Regions from separate parts of the Mus musculus genome. Here all the other regions are linked to region 2. The links are chromatin loops, found by intact Hi-C in ENCODE. Cell type or tissue: left cerebral cortex. All regions are shown on one strand. Links, peaks and the distances in the headings refer to the core of each region. The heading gives the core; the rest is flanking DNA.

The links. Peaks named below come from ENCODE experiments on the same cell type or tissue, not always from the same donor. Only the 100,000 strongest peaks of a DNase experiment are listed, where the experiment ranks them.
Region 1: it touches region 2 in a loop (4-fold over the local background); 3 of 42 quality-filtered maps call a loop at or near these places.
Region 3: it touches region 2 in a loop (3-fold over the local background); 26 of 42 quality-filtered maps call a loop at or near these places.

Annotation. Positions count from the first base shown.
Region 1 is chr11:113,650,587-113,653,086 of GRCm38, reverse strand. Cog1 (component of oligomeric golgi complex 1) reads right to left here. Exons shown (of 14, transcript NM_013581.3): 2 at 1,001-1,242; 3 at 681-862; 4 at 375-545. Among named protein-coding and RNA genes, the nearest start is that of Cog1, 2.3 kb to the right of the region's middle. In left cerebral cortex, for the core only: a CTCF peak has its summit at 1,022 (motif pointing left); DNase peaks (open chromatin) are centred at 1,006, 1,492, 1,735 and 1,933; H3K4me3 peaks cover 429 bases; H3K27ac peaks cover 397 bases.
Region 2 is chr11:113,168,986-113,176,311 of GRCm38, reverse strand. The region is part of intron 1 of 2610035D17Rik (RIKEN cDNA 2610035D17 gene); the gene reads left to right. LOC115487747 (a long non-coding RNA gene) reads left to right here and starts at 3,229. Exons shown (of 2, transcript XR_003949613.1): 1 at 3,229-3,359. In left cerebral cortex, for the core only: a CTCF peak has its summit at 3,702 (motif pointing left); DNase peaks (open chromatin) are centred at 3,331 and 3,690; H3K4me3 peaks cover 907 bases; H3K27ac peaks cover 639 bases.
Region 3 is chr11:113,409,462-113,416,787 of GRCm38, reverse strand. All of the region lies in intron 5 of Slc39a11 (solute carrier family 39 (metal ion transporter), member 11), which reads left to right. Among named protein-coding and RNA genes, the nearest start is that of Gm42094, 19 kb to the right of the region's middle. In left cerebral cortex, for the core only: a CTCF peak has its summit at 4,011 (motif pointing right); DNase peaks (open chromatin) are centred at 4,304 and 4,725.

The DNA.
Region 1 (2,500 bases), core at 1-2,500, 480 kb before region 2:
AAGGGCCCTGTACTCCCTCCTTCTACCTTGAGCTGTTTCCTTTGCTGACTCTGCTGACGGTTCCACCTGACCCTGCAGCCCTACCATTATAGGAGTCTGAGTCTTTGCTCACTGATACATCCTTGGCTTAGGGAGAGCCTTCCAGTGTTCCTAAGCAACTGGTACTGTGCATTTCCAGCAATGACTACTGCTGACATCAAATAGAAACCCCGCATGCACCTCTGAAGGTTCAGCCCCCTTTCCAGCTAAGCTGTGCTATGCACAGAGCAGGGGCCTGAATCTTTCCGGTTCACTGGTTTATTGCCAGAGCATGGTGCAGGAGCTAGGAAATGGCAGATCGGGTGAATGAATGAGGGTAAAGGTTATAAGCTCACCAGTGGGATGCTGCCTTGTGACTGTCTCCAGGGTAGAAAAGAGCAAGCCACAGGGCAGGGATGGGTCGGGCAGCACGCCTTCTGGTAGGGTGTAGAAAAGGGCATGTGCCTGGTTCAGAGTGGTAGCCAGCAGCTCCACCAAAGAGCAAATCTGGGCCTTGATGCCAGCACCTGTAAGAAGAACGCACCCTCTTGTAACCAGTTCCCTTTAGCAAGGATGAGCACGGAACGCTGCCTCAGGCTCCCCTGGTACACACTGCTCCATTCCCTGTAGAGGAATCCCATTTTAGAGAGAAACACACCCACCGTGATGAGACTGGTTCAGGAGCGTCTGAATAGTCGCCTTTCTGGCCAGCAGGAAGTCTGTGAGGGCTTGGCGCGGAGAGCTCTCCTCCAAGAGCATTATGGAGCAGAGGGCTTCGGCCACAGCCTGGTCCGACACAGCCTGGCATTTGAGCAGCATCTTGCTTTCGTGCAAAATAGTTGACCTAGAAAGACTCACAAAGATCAACATGGAGTAGCTAACATCTGGGGTGAAGTGGCTCAGTGTATAAGGAGAAAAACGGACAGACCCCTGTGACACTTGTAGGGGCTCAGTGAGCTAGGGTGGGGGCTACCAAACTCACCGGAAGTGGCTGGCTGCTGCCACCTGGCGGATGAGGATTGGAAATCTCGAGAGGATGGGGCTGTATCTGGAGTTAGAGGAGTCCAGCTGCAGCAGGCTATGCAGGTGGCAGCAGAGCAGGTAGAGCTGTGTGGCCTGGAGGTGCTGCGAGGCTTCCATGGCGCTCCAGATCTTCTCCGGGATCTCCAGCAGCAGCTTAATCTGGGCGGCCATGCTGTAGAACTTCTCGGACGGCGGCTGTGGCTGAAGGGCAGTAGACCGTCAGAAGAGCAAATAAAAAGCACAGCTCCGTTTACACAGGCCTGGGGGAGAAGCTGGGGAATGCTTTAAGATCTCAAGCTTTTCCGTGTGTGGTATCGCACACCTTTGATCCCAGCACCCAAGGGGCAGTGGTGGGCGGATCTCTTGTGAGTTAGACACCAGCCTGGTCAACATAGTGAGTTCCAGGCTAGCCAGGACAGCACAGAGAAACCCTGTCTTTAAAACGAAAACAAAATCTGACGTTTTCATAAAGCCACACTCAGTACCACTCAGCTTGCAGGGCACTTATGTCCGACCAAATGGCATCTCACCATCTGGTTATTGGTAGGAGGGCGGGGCATCTCGCCATCTGGTTATTGGTAGGAGGGCGGGGCATCTCACCATCTGGTTATTGGTAGGAGGGCGGGGCATCTCGCCATCTGGTTATTGGTAGGAGGGCGGGGCATCTCGCCATCTGGTTATCGGTGGGTGGAAGGGAGACTTCCTACAAGCTTCCTCCTTCCTCTCCTTTCTCTTTAAGGTCACCAAACATTTCTCGTTGACTGTTCTTTACCACCCCTGCACCAGATCTTCATCTGGCTGAGACTTCAGGCCTCTCATCTGCCCTCTCACCTCGAGTCCGTCTTCAGTAGTGGTGTGTGGGGTGCCGGTAAAGGAGGGGAACTAACTCTGGCTCTTTTGTGTTCCTCCCCATCTGCTATGGGAGGCAAGCAGGCCTGCAACGGACGTCAGATGCTAACAGTTTGATCTCGGACTTCCCAGGCCTATTCCTGAGGGAAAATGAATGTCTACTCTTTATGAACTATCCAGTGTTAAATCTTTTGTTACAGCAGCATAGCTGGCCAGAGACGTCAATGTTCCAAATCTCAGTTGTCCTTACTGGGGAGGAGCCACACCTAACTCACTCCTTCCTTCCGAACTATTACATTAAATGGACATGTGGCGATTAATCACCTTTATGCTAAACTATTTTCTACTGCCATTCTAAATTATTCATATTTTAAAAATTCAATTTCCCAAGAATTTCTTTCTTTAATTAGAATGTAAACTTCAAGAACATCTTGGGAGGCTCCTGTTTATGATTTGAACGGAGAGGGCATTCCCCCAGAAATGCACCAGCCATAACCATGAAAATCAATCCATTTCTAAGACTGGGCTTACATAGTTGAAGCTAGCCAGCTAAGTCTGTCCATTTGGGAAGGGGGCTGTACTTAATGTGTAGCTTAGGGAGTGACAGGCT
Region 2 (7,326 bases), core at 2,390-4,889:
TTTTCTGCTGTACTGAAAATCCGGCCCTTCCCTTTCTCACTGGGGTTGAACAGTGCTTTAGAAAAGTCTGGTGCACACCTTTAATCCCAGCACTCGGGAGGCAGAGGCAGGTGGATTTCTGAGTTCGAGGCCAGCCTGGTCTACAAAGTGAGTTCCAGGACAGCCAGGGCTATACAGAGAGACCCTGTCTCGAAAAGCCCCCCCCCCCCAAAAGTCTCAGACTATTAAGTATATCGAAGAAGGGGCCTTTGGGTGCTAACGTTCAGTATGTGCCCCCCACCCATACCCACGCGCAAATGGTGACTTCTCCGCTGTGTTATTTCTGCAGGACTGGCCTGGTGGCAGGGACGTCAGCCTTGCCTAGGTGGGTGGGAGAGGGTTATGGCTTCCCTGATCCAGGAACTCTGCCTCCCAGCATTCTGCTTGCAAGTCAGTGTGGACTCCCTGTGGAGCCAGGGATGGGACCTAAAGCACGCGGGAGATAAATGCTTGGCCACCGAGTCCACCGAGTCCCCATCTATGGACAAAGGGAGTCTGGGAATGTTGCAAAGAGATGTGTGTAAGAAAATGTTTGCTATGTGGGTGATTGGCATACGTAGGAGCAAGTAGAGCATATGGTACATGTCTGACTCCTCTTTGCGGGCCTCCAGGAACCTGCTGATTGGTCACTCCAGCAGCTGGATGTGAGTCTACATCCTGAGGCTTGCAGCTAGGATATCTGGGACCTTTTATCCTGTTAAGTTTTGTACTTCCACACGTGGAGCCCATTCAGGGCCAGGGCCAGGGCCAGGTCATCCAGACTCTTGGGGTATGGCGCCCTCTAGTGTCCAGGTAGCATCATTACAAATGCATCTCTAAATCTACCAGTTTTCTGCTGTATTGAAAATCCTGCCCTTCCCTGTCTCACGGGGGTTGGACAGTGCTTAGTAAAGTCTCAGACTGTTAAGTATATCTATGCCTCCTCTCATACCGGAGGTGTTAAAGGCAGTTTTCAAACAATGTTATATTTATGAGCAAGAATAAGGGCAGGAGTGGCTGCCCTTATCTATCAAGGATGGCTGTGAGTTTAAGCTCAGTTGTAAAACACTTGCCTAGGATCTGTGCAGTGCAAAGTTTTATCCTCGGAACAAACCAATCATTAATCAATAAGTCAATCAAATAACAAATCAAGAAAGAAAAACTAAGATAAAGCCACTGAAAGAGCTAGGGTAAAATACTTGGCCACAGCCTTTGCCGTGGCTGGGCTGACCAGAATACAATTTAGTATCCTCTAGAAAATTCTTGATCTATCTTTAGATAAAAGATTCACGTACCCATCACTGCTTTAGATGGCCATGTGGGGATCCTGAGTGTCAGACATCATCACTAAGAACTGTGGTATACAGGGAACACATTGGTGGCTGTTGGGGGTGGTGGTAGATGCCTTTGGAAAACCTTGAAGCTTAGACCCCACTTGGTGTCATCTCAGTCAGTTGGAGGGGATTGGCTCCGCCCACCTCTGAGCTTTGGGCTCAATAGCTGTGGTGCTGGGCCCAGAACCTGGTGTTTATGGAAGCCCCTCCTCCACCCCACCCCCACTGTGGTAGTCCCGGTGGCCTCGGAACCCCACTGGTCTAGGTAAGGGAGGTGGAAGTCTCTCCTTTCGCTTCCCTCTATGAACGAGAGGTTGGCAGCAGGCTTGTCAGCAGTAGGCTTGTGGGGACCTGTGACGAGTGTCGCACACATTAGGAGGACCATCCTGTTTTCCAGATCGCTGGAGTGCAGATGTCTTTTGCTGCTGAATGGCAAAGGCTGGCATCCTCATGAGAAAACCAACCCCGGCCTTGGCCAGGGAACTCCATAGCTTTGCTCTGCCCCAGCATGACTGTCCTCAATAGACAGCTGGACCTGACCTACCAGGAGCGTGACTCTGTACTCCTTTGTTCGAGCCTTTGGCTGCTATAGTGCTGTGGTATCAAGAAAAAAGTTGAAAGGGGTTCATCAGAAACACCCAGTCTATCATAGAAAACCCTAGGGCGGAGCATGACTTTGCCTCTTACAGCTCTGTGGCTTCCTCTTGGGTACAGAGGGCTGTGTGTTTGCCCTGACAACAAGATAACCCACTGTAGGGCGTTCCTGGAACCAGCCATTGGTTGGGGACTCTTTCCAGGACCAAATTTTAGGTTTTGTGGGAGCTCTAGCCTTTCCTTTCAGACCCCAGCTACAGCACACAGCAGTTGGTCATTAAGGCTTCTGTGGTTGCCATGGTGAGAGAGCCTCTTCTGCTGGCCTGGGCCTGTGGGATTGAACAAGGAGACATAGCCCACATTCTTTGAAGTGATTTTCACTGGTTAATCTGCTCTGCTTCAATCTCTAGGTTCTCTGTGTGTGTGTGTGTGTGTGTGTGTGTGTGTGTGTGTATGTGTGTGTGTGTATGTGTGTATGTGTGTGTGTGTATGTGTGTGTGTGTGTGTGTGTGTATGTGTGTGTGTGTGTGTGTGTGTATGTGTATGTGTGTATGTGTGTGTGTGTGTGTGTGTATGTGTGTGTGTGTATGTGTGTGTGTGTGTGTGTATGTGTGTGTGTGTATGTGTGTGTGTGTGTGTGTGTGTGTGTGTATGTGTGTGTGTGTGTGTGTGTGTGTGTGTGTATGTGTGTGTGTGTATGTGTGTGTGTGTGTATGTGTGTGTGTGTGTGTGTGTGTATGTGTGTGTGTGTGTGTGTGTGTGTGTGTGTGTGTGTTGTCATAGCTGAGCCATGCACAGGGTCACCTGGGCAGTCAGGTTCTGAAGCTGGAGCATCTGAGGTTTAAAAGGTGAGGGTCCTAGAACATGCCTGTCACCTCTTAATCGCGTTCTCACGCCCGGCCAGGAAAGACGCAACAGACCAGAATCTTCTGCGGCAAAACTTTATTGCTTACATCTTTGGGAGCCAGGAGGGCAAGCGCCCAGCGCCCAGCCCCAAAAAACGAAAAGCCCCTTCTATTACATCTTTAGGAGCCAGAGCTCCGGCGCGCGCGCTCTATTGTTTACATCTTTAGGCAGCGAGCGAGCGCAGGGCGCGCAGAGCCAGAGAGATGCCAGCGAGAGAGAAATGGCGGAAACCCCGTCCCCTTTTTTAGGAGAGTTATATTTCGCCTAGGACGCATCACTCCCTGATTGGCTGCAGCCCATGGCCGAGCTGACGGTCACGGGAAAGGTAGAGTACAAGTAGTCATAAAATACCCTTGGCACATGCGCAGATTATTTGTTTACCACTTAGAACACAGGATGTCAGCGCCATCTTGTGACGGCGAATGTGGGGGCGGCTCCCAACAGTCACCCATCCATTAGTGGCTCATGTGTTCTTAAGACAAACTCAGCAGGCTGTACCTGTCCAGAGTGAGTATAATGATCTGTTGCAGTGGATCCCAGCGTGTGGTGGGTCGGGGTGGGGCCGGCAGAGTTTGGACAGGAGTGCAGAGCTGTTTTGCCAGTTTCTGCTAAAGCCCTGTGGATGAAGAGCCTGCTAACTCCAAAGAGATGGACCCCAGTCCTACTCTTAGAGTCCCCACTGCAGAGGTCCAGGTAGGCCCCTTACTTCTATGCCCACAAATACCTGGGCTAAAGGAAAGGCATTGGCCAGCGTGTAACAAATCTGGCGGGCAGGGAAGGTTTATAAAAGAAAACCCAGGAGCCGGGAGCGGTTGCCATCCCCTGGTCTGCATCTGCAGGCTCTGTCGCCACCTAGTGGTGCGTGTGTGTATATCAGCCTCACAGGTCTGTCTCATCCTGGGTCTCATCTTGGCAAGGTCTCATCTGTCTAAGGATTGTCGCTTAAGGGGGTCGAACAGGGACACATGGGTGTCATCTGTAGGCCCAGTCTCAGATAAGGCACAGGGAGTGTTTGTCAAGGAACATGAGCGTCAGGGTCAGCGATGGACCACACATACTCTTAAAAGTAAGATGGGGGCTGGAGTGAGGGCTCAGCAGTTGGCTGCTCTTCCAAGCGGTGCTGAGTTCAATTCCCAACACCCACATGGTGGTTCACAATTGTTTCTCACCCTAGTCCCATGGGATCCTCTGCTAGGCATGCATGCATATAAAACACCCATATATAAAAAGTCCACACCTACATAAATATTTAAGAAAAGTAAGATGACTGTGCCAACTTTGCTTAGAGAGAGAGAGAGAGAGAGAGAGAGAGAGAGAGAGAGAGAGGATCACTGTAGGATTGTGTGTGCGCGCTGTGTGTGGGTGCTGTGTGTGTGGGGGGCTGTGGACGGTAAAGGACCTGGCTCTTTATTATTGCTCTTAGCCAGAACATTAGGGGAAGGATCCAGCTACCATTCCTGACAGCCGCTGCACTGTCTGATAGTCTCGCCTGCTGTCACTCCAGGCACGTGTGTAAAGATTCCTCTCTCCCTTTCTTTTATCCTTTTTGCTTTATTTTGAGGAAAGGTTTCCCTGTGTGTTGCAAGCTGGCCTGGAATTCATTATATAGACCAGTTACATACATACATACATACACACACACACACACACACACACACATACACACACACACTCACACCTACACAGCAGACACACTCATACAGAGCAAGCTAGCCTTGAATTCATTATATAGACCAGAAAACACACACAGACACACAGACACACAGACACACACACTCACACAGAGCAATCTGGCCTTGAGCTCATTATATAGACCAGAACACACACACACACAGACACACACACACACACAGCAATCTGGCCTTGAGCTCATTATATAGACCAGAACACACACACACACACCTACACAGCAGACACAAACACTCATACAGAGCAAGCTAGCCTTGAATTCATTATATAGACCAGAAAACACACACAGACACACACACACACAGACACACACACACAGACACACACACTCACACAGAGCAATCTGGCTTTGAGCTCATTATATAGACCAGAACACACACACACAGACACACACACACAGAGCAATCTGGCCTTGAGCTCATTATATAGACCAGAACACACACACACACACACACACACACACACACACACACACACAGAGCTATTGCTATTTTTCCATCTCCATTTCTCCATTTTCTGGTCATTAGAAGACGTCTTGGTCTTATCATCAGGAGAGTGATTCCCCATTTCCTGAGGGGTGCATGTGTATGTGCATGTGTGTGCGCTCGTGTTTGTGTGTATCATAGGCATTACCTTTAGTTCTGCTATAAGGAAGCCTTGCGTTTCCCTCCTGGTTATTTACCAGTCCTTTCCCCCCTGTTCTGTGTCTGTGTGGCCACATGGCCCCCTGTCAAAGCGGCCTCACTCTTGTCCTGGCTGCAGCAGTTCCTCTGAGGCTGGAGTGATGTCAGGTGTCAAGTGTGAGTTTCTCATTCTTTTATACTCTTAGTCGCCAGCATTTGGGCCTGGGCTTTCTGGTGATGGGTGTGAGATTCCTGAAGGGGTCTCACTGGAGTTTTACTCGCAGTGGGCCACAGCGATGCCCCTTGGCAGTAACTGGGGACTTAACGTGACTGCAGTAGCAGCAGGGACCCAGCTTGACCCTGGACAGGGCATGTGAGTGTTCCCTTGGCGGGGTCACTGCCCCCCACCACTCACCCCAGCTTTGTCTTCCACAGAGCACTGCAGGTCACGTGTGTGGATCACTTGCCTGATGTCTGAGACACTGCGGGCAGGCAGAGGCACTGGGGGCCTGAGACCCCAGCCAGTGGCTTCAGTAGCCTGCTCTTCCTCGGTCTGAGAACTCGCCCAGAAGCTGTCACTGATGTGATTGCAGGAACGCAGGGTGGCTGGGATGTCACATGCTGCCTCCTGAAGGAGGAGGAGGGGACGTCAGGGTCACGTTAGAAGGCTGCCTGTTGTATTAATCCACTGAAGGCAGGTCAGTCCATCTCCAGGTTGACAGATGAGGAGGCTGTCAGAGAGAAAGAGCAGAATACGGTGTGTCCCAGAGCAGGTAGAAGAGCCAGGAAGCAAACTCAGGCCACCAGGCTCCGGGAGTCCTGCTCTTACCTAATTAGGACGGGAGCCCTGTGTCAGCCCCCCACCCCCACCCCAAGTCATGTTGTGACCCTGTATTCTGGACCAGAGCTGACCTCAGGGGTCACATTTGATGCCTGCCTTCTTGGACTGTGGTGTAACAGGCCTACCATGGAAGGCTTACCTTGTGATTACTTTCAAATGAGAGTGATTAATGTTTGCTGCGCAATAATAAACGTGCTTTGAAAGCAGGAGATGCCTCCCGAGTGACCTCCGGTGAGTTTTGTAAGTCACCTAGAAAGCTGAAAGAACCCAGGGAGGGCCAAAGGCAGTTGAAAAGCCATCTCGGGGTTCTGAGATGCTCTGGTCCTCTGCAGGCTCCCCAAGTCCTTCCAGAAGGACGGGGACCCCCACCTCCTATGCACCCAGGGTGTTGCTCACCTCTAGAGTCAGCCATGTGCTGAGAGGTGAAGGAACAACAGCTCGGGGCTCAGGCCTGGGCATGCGGGGTGGGATATCCTGCAGTGGTTCACTGCCTTCAATAGACTGAGGCTTGGCTTTGCACGGAGACAAAGAACCTTCTAGAATGAAGGCACTGTCCGTAGGGAATGACCTAGATAGTCCCCGCAGGTCCTGAGTGGGCAGGTAGGTCTCCCTTGTCCAGGCTCATCCTGAAGAATAGAGCTGACTCCCTCTAGGACGTAGCCTTCCAGAGGGCTGTGGCTGTGGCTGTGTGTGTGGCTGTGGCTTTCTGCTTTGTGGTTGTAAAGGATGTTTTCCTAATATAAAGAATCCTTACCTTCCTCACAGGTGACATCCCCAGTGTCACCTGTTTAGGCACGGTGACAATATCCTTGGGAACAGGATCATTCCGGATCCCTTTTATTAGGGTGCTCACTCATCCTGTTCCCAAGGACTCCACCCTCTGACCACCTCCTCCTAACTCCGTCATCACAGGTACCAGGCACGCCACATGTGGATTTCAGGGAACACAGACACAGTGTAGTGCAGTTCTCACCGTAGGCTACACCTGTCATGATGTCATAGAGAAACAACTTCTGGGTCAACACCTTATAATCACCTGAAGCACCTTAACCAGACAGAATATCCTGCTTAATCGGAGCCAAGTAAAATACTGTGTGTGTGTGTGTGTGTGTGTGTGTGTGTGAGAGAGAGAGAGAGAGAGGGGGGGGGGAGCGAAGGGAGAGAGGGAGAGAGAGACAGACACAGAGAGAGAGACACACACACACAGACACACAGAGAGACACACACATGAGACACAGACAGACAGACAGACAGACAGAGAGAACACCTTGGTTTCAGGATACGTAGATTCTGGATAAGGCTCATATGCCCTACAAGGACT
Region 3 (7,326 bases), core at 2,633-5,132, 240 kb before region 2:
TGTTTTCTTTCCATTTTTCAATTACGTAAGGAATATAAGCCATCAACTATGAGGAAGGTGACCTTGGGGACTAGGCACCTTTGGCAATTGGAGGCTGCCCTTCTCGGGGGGTCTTACAGAAGCACTCTGCAGCCCAGCGAGACTTCAAGCTGGGGCTGACATCCTGGTGCAGTGTTTTCCTCAAGACCATCCACTTCCTTAGAGACCGGTGCAGCTTAGGTGGAGAGCTGACATTAGCCAGGCACATGGGGAAGGATGTGTGGTTTTTAACAAGGGACCACTGCTGCGTACGATGGGGAACGAGAAGGAAGAGATGGTGAGAGCCCAAAAGTGGTCGACTGGTCCCCATGGGAACAAAGAGTCATAAGTCTGGAGAGTCATTGGGAAGGAATTGGGAATGCGAAAGGCCAGGCTGATATGAGAGATGATTCGAGTTTAGATGTGGGGGTTGGTTTTGTTGTAACAATGTCAGTGGGGTGTAGTGTACAATGTAGTGCTCCCTTAATCCTAGCACTGTGGAGGCAGAGGTAGGTGGATCTCTCTGAATTGGAGTCCAGCCTGGTCTACAAAGCAAGGTGCAGGCCACCCAGGGATGCCAGAGCTTGTGTAGTCAGACCCTGTCTTCAGTATATCAATCAATAATCCATAAATCAATAATGACTTTGGGGCTAACCGGCTTAATGAGAAGGACAATGCCGTTGGAAGTGAGACAGGAACAGAACACAAGCATTAGATAGCTTAGCCCCGTGGAGACTGACAGCGCACTAAGTGTGCTTCACTTATCAAAGATGTGACCCTTTAGCCAGAAGTGGTAGACAGATGTTAACAACAACAACAACACAGCCATGATTGAACTATTTCTGGCCTTGGGATGGACTCACAGCGTCATAGACCCAGCACTTCATTAGAACAAACAGGAATCCAAGTTAAGTTGACATCACAGGAACAGCAGCAGGCTGTGTAGTCTGAAGGCAGAGAGGAAGCTGTCTGAAAGTGCAGGGAAACTCTAGAAGCTGGTTTTAGAATTCAGATATAGCCCATAGGGAATCTCTTCCATTCCAGCAACCCCAAGCCCTAAGATGCTGAGTCAGAATTGCTGTGTTCTCCTGGCATTCTGGAACCACCCCTCCCACCTGTCAGTCAAGTGCAAAGCCCCTTTGTCCACAGGCTTCCCAAGGCAATGAGAGAACTCAAGAAAGTCAAGGATGCTTCCACAGCAAGAAAAACCTGCTATAACTGCTATGTCTATACATTTAGTGATGAACCTGTCACAATGTGCATTTCTTTCCCAAATGAACTGTAGGCCTCTTTGGTCCAAAAAAACATACAAACAAGCAAGCAAACAAACAAACAAACAAACACCCTACTGTTTGGGCACCTGTTAAAGTTATTAATTCAAAAGGAGTTGGTGACTCTCTGGGTTTAGCCATTCTCCACAGAGACCATCATCATGGGCTCCTCGTGGTATATTTTAATTCATCTCGTGCCTTCCCTGTTTGTTGAGTTCTGTGTCCACAAGAGACACCAGGCCTTTGCTGCTTGCATGGTTCATGACTGCTAGCGTCTGTTTGTGTCTGCTTGGCGTTGAAGGCTGCCTGACTTCAGTAGAGAGCCAGTCACCAGGTGGCAAGGCTGCTCCTCTGCTCAGACCCTCAAAGCTCAGGACTGACTTTGTTGAATGAAGAAGTCTTGCCCACAGCGGCTGCCTTACTTTACAGCCCTGTTGCTGTGATAAACACCACAACCAAATCCAACTTATGGGAGGAAAGGATTTATCTGGCTTCCACTTCCACATCACAGTCCATCATCAACAGAAGTCTGGACAGGAGCCTGGAGGCAGGAGCTGAAGCAGAAGCCATGAATGGATGCTTGCTGGCTTGCTCCTCCTGGCTTGCTCCTCCTGGCTTGCTTCGCCTGCTTTCTAATACAACCCAGGACCACCTGGCCAGAGGTGGGTCAGCTCAGGGGCGTGGACCTGCCCTCGTTTATCGTTAATTAGTAACCAAGAAAATGCCACACAAACATGGCCACAGGCCCATCTGATGGCTGCAGTTCCTCAGTTGGGGTCCTCTCCTCCCAGGTGTCTTTAGTGTGTACCAACTTGGTAGAAACTAAGCCTAAGGATTCTATGCCACAGCTTTGTGCAACGGCCCCTCTATAGTCGTAGGCTCTATACTTATTACGGAGTCAAATAACCATGAATAGAAAGCGTTTGAAAGCGTTGTATGAGCGCCAGACCTGTGCAAACCTTTTGTGTCTTTGCTGCCTAAGCCCTCCAGTACAACTATTTATATGGCATGTGTATTGTGTTATGTAGCATTGCAAATCACTCAGGCTTGAAGTATACAAGAGGACAATTCTGTGTGAATATTATGTGATTTGAGACACCTGAGCACCCACAGATATTCCTAGTGTTCCTAGTGGGGAGGGAGATTGGCTCAGGAACAAGTTCCCTTAGGGTTCAGAAAGATAGCCCTGTAGTCAGTGAAACAGGGTGGGTAGAACACAGCCCTCTGAGGAGTCCTTGTTGGGACTGCAATGGAGAATATGCTGGAACAGCTCCACAGTGCGCAGGCTAACATGGTGGGGATTGGAAGTGGCCTGGGAAAAGACCTCACCTGTGTGAAAGAGTCTACATAGTTAATGAACTATTGGAACACTTGTGACTGTGGTGAGCTGAAATGTTGCAAGGCTCAGAGCCAAATTATTCTGGGGAGTTTTTCACCCCCTTAGATATTGTTGGTCATCCCTACGTACTAATATCCTGTGACTGTCAGGCAAAAATCAGAAGGCACATATCAAGCCCTTTAACTCCCACAAATCCCATGGCTGAGTGTGTCGTCAGCTACCATCCTAGGCCTGCAGCAGAGACTTCTGTTTGTCGTACCGTACCTCCCTGATGCTTCACCAATGGATTTAAAACAAAACTGGGACTTAGAGTAGTGGAGCTGACTCAGTTGGTAAAGCATTTGCCTTGTAAGCATGAAGATCTGAGGTCCCCAGAACCAAATCTAAACGGGGTAGTATGTGTCTGAGATAGAAGGCAGAGACTGGCAGCTCCCTGGGAGCAGCTAGCCTGGACTGCATGGCAAAGTTCCAGCCCCCCCCCCCCCCCCCCCCGCCAAATCCTATGTTTTATTTGTTTGTTTGTTTGTTTGTTTGTTTTCAAGTCAGGATTTCTCTGTGTAGCCTCCACTGTCCTAGAACTCTGTATGCAGAACAAGCTAGCCTTGAACCCAGAGATCCAATTCAACCGCTTCTGCCTCCTGAGTGCTGGGATTAAAGGTGTGCCTACCACCACCCTATTTGAGAAATCCTATTCCAAACAAAAGGCAGAAGGCATCCAAAGACCAATAGCTGAAGTTGTCCACTAATGTCTATATACATACTCACACGGACCCCCCCCACACACACACAATGTTCCCTCTACAATTGTGCACGTGTACATTTAAAAAAAACAAAAATTGTATATTTATGACTTTCTTTGTCCTCTTTCTCTAAAACCTTCATGAGCCTGTTGTCACAGTAGTTTTGGGGGGTTAACCCAAATCCATGTTTCTGAGCCTCGATAACCTCAACATCTGGACCAAAGATTACCTCTTATTCTGTTTTACATGAGTCTGTCTGTGACTCCTGGCTTTTAACAGTAGCATGTTGCTCATTTGGGCCAAGTTGTAGGGTAGACCAGAAGGCCCACCCAAGGCCACTATGGTTGGTTCTAACAGATTCTCCTTTTCATGGCCAGGCTCACTCTCTGAGAACTACTTGAGCCCAATGGGAGGTTATACTTCCAACTCTTCCAACTCTTCTTACTTAAAGATGGCAATCTTTTCCCTCCCCCGTAAGAAGTGACAAGGGACGAACAATAGCTGTCCTCATAACTCTGCACTGGCTACCTCTTTTTGATGAAGCCAGCACACATTTTAAAACATTTATTTTATTTCAAATTATGTGTGTATTAAGGGTTGGGGGGCAGTATGGAAATATGTGAGTGCAGTACCCACAGAAGCCAGAAGGGGGCAGTAGATTCCCCTGGGGCAGGATAGACAGTTGTGAAGCCTCTGATGTAGGTGCCAGGGCCCCAAACTCAGGTTTTCTCTGCAAGAGCAGCAGGCACTCCTAACCCCGAGCCATCTCTCCAGCCATAGAGCACATTTAAATCGGCTCTTTCTCCCTTACAGCCTGATGGTTTATTGACCATCTCTCAGTCAAATGAGCTTCTCAACCCGTTCACCTGCTCACTAGCACCACGCTGTCAGCCAGAAGAACACAGTGCAGAATTCAGAATGTATCCCTAGATGCCCTCTGATTACCCAGCCAGCTCCCGCCCCCTCGTGAGACTTTGAGAAGCTTTGGCTGTGAATGAGGCCCCACTCTCGTCATTTGCAAACCCTACAGGCTCCCCAGGTAGCCCACTCACCATGATGTGACATGAAGGGTCATCTCTGAGATTTTCAGCCAGACTTTATCAGCAGCCCTGCTGAGGAACTGGGAAAGGGTTGGGAGAGAGGTGGGCTCGAGTACATCCTAGAAAGCGCTCATGCCGTCTTATTTTCCGGGTCTCGGGATTCCACTGAGCCTGTCCATCTACAAGAGGTGGCGGCTGCACAGTGAGCTGTCTTCCCTGTTCCCCAGAGTCACTCCGTGCTTCAAGGACGCTGCGAGCTCTTTCAGCATCCCGCCTAAGCTAGACCTTACTTCTGGGGCTCTTAGGGTTTCAGATGACACTCAGGCTGCCAGATTAAACCGTTGTACCAAGCAACTTGCATGGATAAAACAGCCGCGCTGGCTGGCTTACTAACAAGCTTAGAAGACTTCTGTGTAAAGCTGCAGCTTGGGATGGGGCGGGGCTATCCCTAGAGTATTCAAGGCAGACACCCTATGCTGCGGCATTGTGAGAGTTTGGGAAAATGGTCTTAATCATCAAAATGTATGAGTGCAATAAATATATCAAGGTATAATTGACATTTAAATACCTACAAAGTGTAAATATTTTTAAAAATTTAGCACTTTAAAAAGTATGGCTGTGTGTTTTCTGTGTGAGTGTGTGTTTTCTGTGTGAGTGTGTGTTTTCTGTGTGGGTGTGTGTTTTCTGTGTGGGTGTGCATGTAGAAGGCCAGCGGTCAGTCTTCCTGGAACTGGAGTTACAGGTGATTGTGAACCCCTGATGTGGGGGCTGAGAACTGAACTCAGGACCTCTGCAAGAGCAGAGCCTGCTCTTGCCCGCTGAGCCATCTCTCCAGTACATCCCGTTTAAATATCTTTAGCACTAAATTAAAGTAACATTTAAATTATTATTACGACAACCAAGTTAAAGGTCTAATAGTATACATTTGAAGGGTACTGATCCAAAAATTCGACCTATACATATACCATCAGCACGGTGACAATAGCTCCTTTCCATTGCTGACTGCATTCCATGGTGCGGAGATGCCAAACTGTTTTCCCAGTCACCTGTTGACTGACACTGAGCCTGAGTGCAGTCGCGGGCTATCGCCCTCAAAGCTACAGCAACGTGTGCCTACCAGCCGTTCTGTGGACACACACCTTCATTTCTGCCTGGGGCATAGGATGATAGACTATGGGATGGATGGGTGTGCATTTTAATTTGCATTTTTCTTTCAATTCATTCTCTGAGAATTCCCTACGTGTAGCTAACATATAATGGCCGCCATGTTTTTCTCACTCCCCCCCCCCCCCCACTAAAACATATGAAACACATTTCCCACTCAGTCTCACAACCTCCAGTTCTTTCACATACGTACCAACAGTTAGTGTGGGCAGTCATATCATTTTAGCTTAGTAGGTGTGTTATGGTATCTCCCACGTTTATTTATTTTATTTCACATTTCTTCAGAGTCTGATAAGATTGAACATCTTGTTTATGTCTATGCTGTCCACATATATTCCTTGCCAATTGGAAAAACATATTGGTTTTCTTTGGTTTGGGACAGGGGCTTACTGGCACAGATTGCCCTTGAACTCCTGAGCCTGATTTGACCCCCACCCCACCCCCTCGAGGATAAGGTCTAAGCATGTATACCTCCGCACCTGGCAAATGGTTGTCTCATGATTAGATTTTGGAAGTACCTTATATATACTGTTAAGTCTGTTGGTTTGTTTCGGGTGTTGTGCCGGTCAGTTTTGTGAACATGAGAGACACCCACACACACACTTGGAAAGGAGGAATCTTAATTCAGGAGCTGCCTCCGTTAGATTGGCCTGCCAGCAGGTTTGTGGGGGCTGCTAATCCATCTAAAAAGGCAGGCACACTGTGGGCAGGGCCAGCTCTAGGCAGGGGGCCCTGGGCTGTATAGGGAATGCTAACCAAGCAAGCCGCGGTGTTCCTCTGCTTCAGTTCCTTCCTCCAAGTTCCTGCCTTGATGGACTGCCACCTGCAAGTTGAAGTCAACTCCTTTGTCTCCCCAGTGCGTTTGCTCAGGAAACAAAGCAGGATAGGTTCTAGAAATTAAAGCTGGGGCCTCCGGATGCTCAGCAAGGTTCTACCACTGAGCAACATCCCAGCACTTCTTACCTCAAGGGTTTCATTTGGGCAACGGGGTCACACACACACAAAAAAAACTACAATTTTTTTTTCAAGTCAGAAATATGATTAGCGAATATTTTGTCTCGATGGCTGTCTTTTCAGTATGTCTTGAGGAACAAATCGTCTTAACTTCGAAGCCATTATTAATTATTTCTTTAATGGATCTTGCTTTTTTTTTTTTTTTGTAAGAGCAGAAATCCTTGCTTTATTATATGTATATAGGTGACAGAGTTTTGTCTTAGAGGTCTAACAGTTTAGGGATTTAGGCTAGGTTGGTGATCCATCGTGAGTTAATTTTTACGTATGCAGTGAGGTGCGGATCTGAGAGCCTCTGTGTTGTGTGTGGCATTAAACCGTTCAAGCCCCACTTGTAGAAAAGGCTAGGGTGCCTTTCCGTGGATCTTTGAATTGAATCAGTTAACTGCCCATGTCTGTCTCCCTTCATCTTCTGTATGGACCCGGCATTATGCTGATATGGAAATATCCCAGTCCCTGAAGCTGTTATGTTATGTTATGTGGATATGTTATGTTATATGGAGGTGTGTACATAGATGACGTGTGTGAGTGCTGGTGCATGTATACAGCACTGCACAAGTAGAGGTCAGAGGGCAACTGTGGCTGTCGTTGCCATCTGCCTTATTTGAGACGGGGTCTTTTTGTTGTTGACCACTGTGTATGTCAGACTTGCTAGTTCACAAGCGTCTGACATTTCTCCTGTCTTTACCTCCCCGACAGAGAAATGTTGGGATTATAGACGGCAGTGAGCCCCGGGGACCTGC